Linked DNA regions of Homo sapiens: region 2 is linked to region 1. A link is a loop called in an ENCODE intact Hi-C map of the cell type or tissue named here. Cell type or tissue: PC-3. All regions are shown on one strand. Each heading gives the region's core, and the rest is flanking DNA. Links, peaks and the distances in the headings are about the cores only. Region 1 holds the start of PCLO (piccolo presynaptic cytomatrix protein). Region 2 overlaps PCLO (piccolo presynaptic cytomatrix protein).

Region 1 (5,391 bases), core at 268-5,267:
TATAAGCAACTTTGGGACTATCTGTTAATTTTTATATATTATATAAATAAATGAATATCTATGCATTTATGCTCTAAGTCCCAGGATATAGGGACTAAGAGAAGCAAAGTGACTAATTCAAGGTCATAAAACTAGTTAGTCACAGAAATCTGGTATCCTCACTCCTGGTTTGTGGGCAGAGGAGGTGGTTTACACCCCATTGAACTGATTTTTCCACATGTAAAAGAAAACTGACACATCAAAATAACCCAAAAACAATGTACAATTCAACAATTTGTCTGTAGCCATCGGTGACAGTGTCACCCATTGCTGATACCGATATTGCCACTCTTTACATTTGTAGGGTTTGTGTAAATTACAACTCAAACAAAAACATTCATCTCAACTTTTAATTGATCCTCAATGGACTAAGACAGGTGAGATAGGTATTAGTAGCCTTATTTAAAGGCAAGGAACATGAGACACATTGATTGAGAAGTATTTGTAATTTGCTATGAGTTGGTCAAAATCAATAGGATAAAAACCCATGCTGTCAATCTTTATTTTTAAAATTCTATGTTCAATTCACACCACTTAAATGCTTAAAACTTCAAATAATTTGTGTATGCCGTCCTATATTAATTAAATTTACATAACTCTATAACTTTAAAAGTCTAAGTGAAAAACCAAATGTTTCTTTGGTAACCATATATAGGGAAAATAACTTTTAAAAAGTTATGTACCTTTTATAGAAATCTTTCAGTAAAATGTAAGAGTAAGTTGCAAAGGTCAGAAAATTATTATTTATTTTTTAGTATTTGGATGAAGTTTTCACCAATACTGTTTGGGCCATACACTAACTATTGATAAGATTTCCATCATAATAAAATTATCAATAGAGAGCTTTAAAAGTATACTATCTGATGCAAATAGTGCATGAAGCAACAGTTTTATAGGTGGAAATAATGTTTCTCAGCCACCTTCTAAACAGAAGAAAAGTTAGAAATCTAGAAATCAAAGATCTCACTGTAACTGGTATTGGTAACCAGCATGATAGACCTGTTGCTTGTGCCTCTTAGGAAAAAATATAAAAGATCTGGCATACAGTTCTAAAAGGCTAATAAAAGTATCATACCTTGTTATTATCCTGTGAAAGTCTACTGAATGAACACTAAATTTTTTTTCTTGTCAAGTTTTCATCAAGTAGAGGAAAACAGTACATATCATAAACTGGATAAGAGAACAAGAAAGACTTTTTCCAAATAGCCCCATGGATTACTAGTTTAAAAACACAGAAAAACATATTTAACATAAAGGGGCTAGTTTTCACTAGTACTAGTAGTTTCAAGATAAACAGACTTTTTACCTGGTAGATTTTAAGCATTTAAGATTTTATGTGAAAATATTGTCACTATCCATAAAACATTTTACATTTCTCCTATAATTATTTGGCAAAATTATGCTTACGTGATAGTGACTAAGTTAATTTTTTTTTTATTTTATAAAGTGGAGGATAAGGATCTACACCTATATATCCAGGTCTTTCGTGCTTACAGTATCTCAAATGAAAAATTGTAGGTTTGCCTTCAGTTGTCATAAAAGAGGAATTGTTTCAGAACCACGGACAGAAAACTGTTCTCTACTAGAGGGTGCAAAGTTAAAGGGTTTGTTTACAGTAAGAAAGGCAAGGCAGGCACAATGATTATACCCCTCTCAGTACTCTAATTAGAAAACAACTAATCTATTGGGATGAAGGAAAATGGAGAGTTACAGGCGGAAATGAAAACATTCATATTACTGATTAGCTCTTATACTTGCCTATGCAAGTTGCCATTTATTTGCTTTGTTTTTAAAAGTATGTATTGAAAATTATTTTCTAAGGTAATAAAATTCACATGTTCTTCCCTAAACTGAAGGCCACTTTTGCATAAAACAGAGCAGTGGCTTAAAAATAGCATATGCTAATTTAGAAATATATGTACAGCACCTGCTCTGCTGTGACCAAACCATCTGTTTAATGCCACACATATTTTAGGGTTCCTCAATGAATATAAAAGGTATATTCATTCTATTCCTTCTACCTAAACAGCTTCTGCTCTCCTCTGGGGGTGGGGTGGCAAGAGAGGACAAATCACCTACAAGGGGATTAAAGTTACAGAAATATTTAGACATCATTCACAGAGAAAAAGACCCGCAATGGCCAAGAGGTTTAAACAGAGACAGGTAAACACCCAGCTCTATCCATTTCCTAACACGTCCGTGTTGTATTAATGGAAGACTTCCAGATTAGTAAAACACTGGAGGGCGTCTCTCCACGCCATCCTAGAGGGGAAGGGCTACAAAAGGCCAAAAATCACAACCTAAAATCACAGTTCCAAGAATGTAACCCTTGACTATCCCACCAGAAACTCTACAATGCATCATTTTTATTCCGCCCATCACAAGGCTTAGGATCTCTCTATGGCCACCCCACTGGGGAGAATAAAATGAACGGAGGCGACATATATGTACCGCCGTGCTGGCACATACAGGCTGGCACATATGTGCACGGGAAGCTGTACATATATGCCCGGACATATACATCATGCTGTGCATGCCTGTGCATGGAAGGCGACTCCGCAGCGGCCGGGGGGACGCTTCCCTTGGGCAGCCCCTGCGCCCTTGACATGACAGCGGCGATCTGTCTCCTCTCCTCTTCGCTCAGCTGGCTCAAATCCGCCTCCATGCCGGCCGGGATCGCGGTGTGAGAGGGGCTCCCCGCCCCGCTAGCTCCTCCTCCAGCCGCTGCGGCCGCCGCCAGCCCTTCGGGGAGCCCTTCCCCTTCCAAGCTCGCCTCGTTGCCCATGGCTCAGGGAGACTCGGGGCCGCCGCGCTCCCTCCTCGCGCCGCGTCCCAGTCGAGAAGCCCGCGGCCAGGGGAGCAGTCAGAGCCGGGGTCCGCCTCGGGGCGTGCAGGCAGCCGAGTCCCTGGACTCTGGACCAGGCACTGCCGCCCGGAACGCCAGGCAGGGGTTAGTCCCGCTCGCAGGTAACGCCCGCTGCCGGTGCCTCCTCCATGTTGGACAGCGCCAGGCAACCTTTGCAGAAGACACCTCCCGGACGCCGCCTCGGCGCCCCGAGCCGGGGAGAAGCAGATCTGAGCGGTGCCAGCCGGGCGCCGTCCGCCCCTCCCACCGCGCACCGCCTCCTCGCCCGCGCCCTCTCAGTGCGCAGGCGCCTCTCGGAACAGGTGATGCCCGCGGCCCACGCCCACCCCATCCTGCGTCGCTCCGGATCCTTCCTCGCTCTCAGCACCGATTTAAAGGAGCCCAGTGAACGCCCGGCTAAAAACAGGGAAGAAACAGGCGACGTTTCTTTCAGGCATATTTCAGGATGCCTCACTGGAGTTTTAGCTTACTAGACACCTAGATTTAAAGGGGGCGGGAGGGGCAGGAGAGGAAATGTCTGTTTTCAGCTTTGGCTCCTGGGATTTGTAGTTTCATTTATTTTCTTTAAAAGAAGGTTTTAAAACATTCTAGGAAAGGGTTCAAGTAACTGAAGATTAGCAAGAGAGACCCTGATACCTTTGAGGCACATTTCCCAAGGGAGCTAAGAATGGCCCTTTTCATTTAGAACTTTCACAGAACAATTAAATTGTTAATTAGATTATTTAAAATGATACAATATTAGTAAGCAGCTAAGGTTTTGAGTGCTTATAACTAGTTCCCTAAAGGGAGGGACTACACAATAATAAAGGATTATGGGAAGTTGTGGACGTGGGGTTCTGCAGTAATATCGAGATTGTAAAAATATTAAAATGTTTTAGTATGAAAGTTTGAAAACATGATTTTATTCCCCCGCCCCTTTTTTAACAAATGTGGACAGAAGAACCCCACGAAGTTCATTTAATGTGTGACTGTTAAGTTACAGTCACACAATTGGTTAGCAGCACGTTATCATAATAACCAGTTTTTGAGACCCACTTTCGACTATCACTCCTACACTTTTCTTGCTGTTACATTTCTTAGACGGGACTGTTCAGCACTGAATCTGCAGCCTCAATGTTGTTACCTACGTTTCCTCAGAATGTGAACTTAATGTCTCAACTGTTGAGGTTAGGTAATAGAGACTGAATAAATAAATCAAACAGAAATGAATAAGTTGCTCAGAAAGTAAGTCCAGGTTTTTGCAATAATCATTACATAGTTCGATCTTCTACCTTCCAAAGTGAATTTGTAGTTTTACAGTATAAAAGCACGAATAATTACAACTGATTTTTTTTTAAATGACAAAAATAATGCAGTCTCTTATGAGGGAACCAAATGCTAACATCTTTTGTAACAAATGCCGAAAAAAAATGACATAGTGTATATTAATACCCGTAACTGCTTTTGTGTGTGATGTAATGAGTAATAAAACTCAAGCTATTCTCATCCTTCGTATGTTTAAAAGTCCATGCATTTTTGTGTATGTATGAATATATACGATTGTATAACTATAGACAATATGGCTTATAATTTTTATATAGGTGCATATGAAGGTCTTTAATTAATATTCCTTCCTAACAGAAGGTGAGAGAGGATTGTGTTCATTGAGTGGAGCAAGAACCTGCAGTGGCTTAAGGTCCGACGCTTCATTTTTTGTTAAGGCCGAGTTACTTCTGAATTGCTGCTCTCAGCCATTTTTGTTAGCTCTACTTTAAAGTGGGATTTACAGTTAGAGTGGAAGAAATTCAAGTAAGGTTACAACTGATTATAAACTGGCTTCTCAATTTTGAGAGAAAAATCACGAGAAGTATTTTAGTGAAAAGTTTGATAAATTTAATTTTGAATTCTTAATATCTGAACCATCAATTTTTTCCTTTATACTTAGTCCAAAGTGTATCTGTAATTTAAATAAAAGAAAAACTCGTATTTAGAATGTGTTCCTATAGACATACAATGTATAAAATATTAAGTAATAAAATTAGTTTTGTCACTTTACAATATTTGTAAATTGAAAAATATTAATAAGTCATGAAGTTATAACTTAGATGATCAGCATTATTTATTCAACCATTTTATAAATGGAGTTTAGAATTTAGAACCCGCTTTTTGGAGAAAGGGTACATGTGTGCATGTCTTATACTTCAGGTTTTTTCTGTTGACGATGTCTGGTTTTAAATCCTAGCTCTGCATTCTTACAGCTATTTGGATTGGTAAGTCACTGACTTTTCAGATGTTGAGGTTCCTCAACTGTAAGAACAGAGAAAATAATACTACTAACATTACTACCTCTCAGGTTTGTTGTGACAACTAAATTAGAAAAAGCTGTGAATGCACTTGTAAACTAGAAATATGTTATCAGAATGTGGTATATGGTTACCAGGCTAGCCTGGGAAATTACTGAGTCTTCCATGCTCTGAAGAAGCCAAGGAGGTGGGACACATGGAGAG
Region 2 (5,391 bases), core at 85-5,084, 220 kb before region 1:
CACCAGAGCCATTATTTCTTAAATCATTATACTCTGGAAGAATTGACAGAAATACAATTTCTCAATTTAGGTTATGGAAATTACTTTCAGAAATAGACATTAAAGGATTCCAAAAATTTTAAAAATAGCTATCAAAACAGCAATCAGTGGAGCAAAGCATATTCTTGTAAAAATCAGCTCATGAATGCCATCTGCTTTGCAATAGGATCCTGGCTTAAACACTAGAACAAAAAGATTTTAATAAGAAGTTTGCCTATTACTAAAAACTTTCTAAAATTGTTGAACAAGTCTAAGGGGATGAAATAGCTTCAACAATTAATAGCCTATGTACTTTTAAGGCCACAGAGAGGTGATAACATTTTAATTGTAGCTAATTTTTTTTTAGCACAAAAAGTAGTGTGTACTATCATTGCCAAAATGTGATATTTCTTAAATATACAAACTAATTTTTTTGATAGAAAAATCACTAAGAAAACTCTTATACTTTAAGATACATAAATCTTGAAATAAATTAGGTACCTACTAGCTCTAAACAAATTCTTGGAATTTACATTGCTATGCAATAGATAATGTCACTTTTCTCCCCGACTCTGTAGAGAGCATGCTACACTAACCTTCCTGATTGAAGTTATTGATCATCTGGGGTAGGATGTAAATCAGTCTCATTGTGCAGAAGAAAGAGAAAGGGTGTAAGGAAGGCATTTTGGAGCTCTGGTTTATGGAATTGTCATAAACATGGTACTAGAGATAATCCATAGATACACAAAAATACTAGATGGAAATAAATGGAGAAAGTGTAGTGTGGTCCATGTACGAAATGGAAGAAAAGCACAGAGGAAACAGAAGTAAAAATTGTAACACTGGGCTGGGTGCGGTGGCTCACGTCTGTAATGCCAGCACTCTGGGAGGCCGAGGCGGGTGGATCACCTGAGGTCAGGAGTCCGTGACCAGCCTGGCCAACATCTCTACTAAAAAGCACAAAAAATTAGCTGGGCGGGGTGGCAAGCACCTGTAATCCCAGCTACTCGGGAGGCTGAGGCAGGAGAATCACTTGAACCCAGGAGTTGCAGGTGAAGTGAGATCGTGTCATTACACTCCAGCCTGGGCAACGGAACAAGAATCCATAAAAAAAAAAAAAAAAAAAAAAAAAAAGTAACATTGAATTACACAAAATGAATAGTGGGAGGATGAATACGGTTTTGTTAGCTTTTGCTTTGTTTTTATTTTTTGTTTCATGTGGGAGTGAGGGATTTATGAATCCTGCAAAATTGAAAATTATTTGATGGATAAAGAGGTCCTTTGGCTCATTAATTAATCAAGTTAAATTATTATTATAGAGCACCTATTATGAGTCAGGTATCTTTCTGGACACTGGGTATACAGCAGTAAAGATATTAAACAAAAACCCATAAATTTTGGTGAGGGAGGAAAGACAATAAATAAAATAACAACAACAAAAACAGATATAGTATCTTAGATGATGATAGGCAAAATGGAGGAAAATAAAGAAGGCCATAGAGATAGAGTACTAATTTAAGACAGGTCAGTCAAGAAGACCTCATGACTCAAAAAAATAAATTCAAAAATGGCTACCAGGTATAGGAGTCGGCAATTTCCAGAGAAGCAACATTACATACTCCAAAGAATATGAAAGATACAGTTACCGGAACTTTTGAGAATTATTTCTACCAACCCATAAAGTAAAGCTCTTTAATGATAGTTGGTGACTTTTTACTGAAGAAACACAGATATTTGCCAAATGTCCATCTGAGAAAAAGAGAATCCACATTGCTGGATATCCACAATTGTCAGACTTGGTGATGGGAAGGTAATAAACCTTATTCACTTAATCTTTACAAATAAACCTTTGATCATTCTGATTCTACCCATTTTTAACTCTCTCTTACATAAAATATTCCAAATGAAGAAGAGTTCTACTGATAAATTAATAAAAATCACTGTCCACATGCCACCTTTCATTAAAATGTACACTTCTTCCTGTGCTTTTGCTAAATCATGATGAAAATACAGTATTACTAAGTCATACCTAGGGAGCAAGCTTAAACCCAGAAGAAATAAATTCTGACTGTGTTTGTGTCTCTTGGGATTTTTTTTTTCTGTGGAGTAAAGTGAAAGATTTAAGGAAACAGGCGGTAATGTTTTTCCATTTTTACTCAGAGCTAAACAATTAAATTTGTAAGAGTAAGTAGGCTGCAAGATAAAACTGTCCGGTTACGTAAATGTCAACAAATAAAATTTGATATCAGACTGACAGGGTCTTGAAAAATACCCAAAACAAATAAAATATCATTCCATATTTGGCTGTGAGCAAACAAAAAGTACAATATAGTGCTTGGATATATTTTATGGGTCGAATTTTGTCTCCTCCAAAAAAATGATATATTGGAGTCTTAACCCTTGATATCTCAAAATGTGAACCTATTTGAACATAGGGTCTTTACAGAGGTAATCAAGTTAAAATGAGGTCATTAGAGTAGGCCTAAATCAATATGGTAGTATCCTTATAAAAGGGAAATTTGGGAACAGAGGTAGACACATACAGAAGGAATACATTTCTGTTGTTGAAGCCACCCAGTTTGTGGTACTGTTATGAGAGCGCTAGCAAACTGATACAATGCATGAGCAATAACAACAAAATGATCCTAGTGGTAGGAAGTCAAGCATGAAACCTGCCTCTCTGATTCATCCTGTACCTTTACAGTTTATCACCACGTCTGGAAAAGAGTAATGAATAAGGTAATGAGTGAAAACAAGCAAGAATTGAATTTTAAAAACGTATAAACCTAATTGATGGAGATTTAAACTGGAATTTTAAGGACAGAAGAGGAAATGCCAAGATTTAAAAAAATCAAGCATGACACTGAATTAAGAATAAATAATTAGGAAATGTTTAATATGTCTCAGCAGAAACTAATAAAAGGATAAGAACTATGAAATATAGAGTCAGGGCACGGGTTTAGTAAGGAGCCATCATAAAATCACTAGACTACTCGGGGACTTGTCTTATCTGTAAGGGCTTGCTAGTAGCTAAACACCATTCAACCTGTATTCAGTGTTTCAGATGCCTATATAAAAATAAACAAAGTGAAAGTGATACTTTAAATAAGGGACATATTAACTTAGATTATCAACAAGACTTGCTAAGATTTCATTGTCCAAGTACAGCAATGAAAAGATAAGCAGCCAGAGTCTTTTCAATATAAATCTTTTCCCATTCCTTCTATGATTATAATCTTCCCTTTAATAAATTTATTCAATCAATGTTGAGCACCTACTTCATGCCAGGCACTAGTCAGGCATTTAGGACTATAGTGGCAAGAGAAGCAAAATTCCTGCTCTTGTAGAGCTTATATTCTACTGGAGAAGAAAGATAATATTCAATTAAATACACAATATAATGTATTTAATAAGTAATATATACAAATTTAGAGGCAGAAATAGAGATTTATAGTAATAAGCAGACTTCTTTAGAGAACAAATTAAGAAAAGTCTCTCTGTGGAGGTAAAATTTGAGCAGAAATCTGTATGTAGGAGTCAGCATACGTATATCTGGGGAGATAGAGGCACAGACTCGTGCCCTGGGTGGGGGCAAGGTTGGCCCATCCAAAGAACAGCATGGCCTGTGGTCGGAGCAGAGTGAGGAGGGGAGAAAGTCTGGAGAGTGATCAATGAGGTCATGAAACAAGCAGAGATCACATCACATATAGCCTTGTTAAGAAATTTCTAATATATTTTGAATTTGATGAGATCCTAATAGAGTTTAAACTGTGCTGCAAGTAACATAATCTGATGTACATTTTAGAAAATCACTTAGGAGCTGTTTAGAGAACTGATGGCAGTAAGGGCAAGTGTAGAAGGAGCCTAAGGGCTGTGCACATTGTAAATAAAAGATGATGGTGGCTCTGGTCTATGATCCTCATAGCCACAGGAAGTAAATCCAAACTTTGTAAGGCAGCAGATTAGATCTCCAGTGATCTGGCCCTCACTTGCCTTTCTGATTGTATTTACAGTAAACCCTTTTCTCCCCCTCTTTGCTTTATGTCTGTTCATCAATCTGAAACTTTGTCCATTTATTCCCTCTAGTTACAATGACCTCCATTTTTCTCTCCATGGTCCAGCAGAGGTCTCAATCTTCATGACTCAGACCTCTTCTTTGCAACCTCTCCTGACACTTTCAGGAGAACAGATTGATTCAGAATCTGACAGAGTATAAAACTTATCTTTTACAGTGTATTATGTGTGTCACTGTGTTGTTTCAGTGCCTACTGAGTGGTGTAAGTTTTTTAAATCTTACTGGTCTGTGAAAATTAACAACCTGTAAACTACTGAGCTAGCCTTCTTAAATTCACATCACTATGAATATCCCTAAGAAAATTATTTTTTTAGTATAGTTAATACTTAGTAATTCACACTCATAATTAAGAAATTAATTTATTTACTTTAAAATAGACTCAAAGTATGTCTAGACATTTGCCTAGAAATTATAAAATTCACATCTTAGACTCATAGTCTCTAGAGTGTTAACAACACTGCCTGTGTATAAAATGATCTACCTGTGCATGTAATAAGACAATACCTTTGAATCTGTATACAACTATTCCATATTAAAGAATGCATTTAACTTGACCAACTGGAAAAAAGAACCAATGAATTGTGCTTTGAGGCTCAAAACACCTAGGGTTTTTCAGATTCTGGGTATTATTTGGTAATTCTACTCAACTTCCTTTATGATTAGCTTATCAATATTTCTGACACAATCAGTAATACAACCTTTACAACCCATTGTATCAATTTCCAAGTGGATACATTTCCAAATCCAAAGTGAATACTTTGTGAGGAAAAAAATATTGATAACTTGAGACTCTTTTTTAGCTGAGCTCATTTGAATTAAGGGTACAGGGATACATATTATGTAAATAGTCAATATTCCACCTGGAAAGCCTGTTCTTTCTAATAACAGAAGTCTTCACTATTACTTTGAAAATACTGCCAAAAATCATATTTCAAAGTTGTTCACATAACTCTTTAAGTGAATTTCTAGGCCAAACCTATAAAAATATATACCTACACATTATATAACTAACTTAAAAATCACTTTTCAACTATATTAATAGATTAAATTCTGGAAACAACACTATGCATAAAATAATTCTCTGTATACTGGATGAAATCTCAATACAACAGAGGTTTCCTGATTCTACAGCTATTACCTCCCTCCTTGACATGAAGACAGTTTTAGTTTTAGCTTATACTACTTTGAGAAAAAAAAAAACGTAATAACGCAATTCTACTAGAAAACTAGAAAACATAAATAAATTTATAATTTACTATTATGACCATTGATGTCTATATACCTACAAGTAGACTTAC

The links. Peaks named below come from ENCODE experiments on the same cell type or tissue, not always from the same donor. Only the 100,000 strongest peaks of a DNase experiment are listed, where the experiment ranks them.
Region 2: it touches region 1 in a loop (2.5-fold over the local background); 1 of 110 quality-filtered maps calls a loop at or near these places.

The regions. Positions count from the first base shown.
Region 1 is chr7:83,159,769-83,165,159 of GRCh38, forward strand. It overlaps PCLO (piccolo presynaptic cytomatrix protein), which reads right to left and starts at 3,116. Exons shown (of 25, transcript NM_033026.6): 1 at 2,577-3,116. The coding sequence starts at 2,824. RefSeq lists a silencer at 2,759-2,848 and an enhancer at 2,969-3,038. In PC-3, for the core only: no CTCF peak of the experiment used is centred there; a DNase peak (open chromatin) is centred at 3,213; H3K4me3 peaks cover 3,000 bases; H3K27ac peaks cover 1,351 bases.
Region 2 is chr7:82,943,013-82,948,403 of GRCh38, forward strand. The region is part of intron 6 of PCLO (piccolo presynaptic cytomatrix protein); the gene reads right to left. Among named protein-coding and RNA genes, the nearest start is that of PCLO, 220 kb to the right of the region's middle. In PC-3, for the core only: no CTCF peak of the experiment used is centred there; a DNase peak (open chromatin) is centred at 2,669; H3K4me3 peaks cover 1,236 bases; H3K27ac peaks cover 1,432 bases.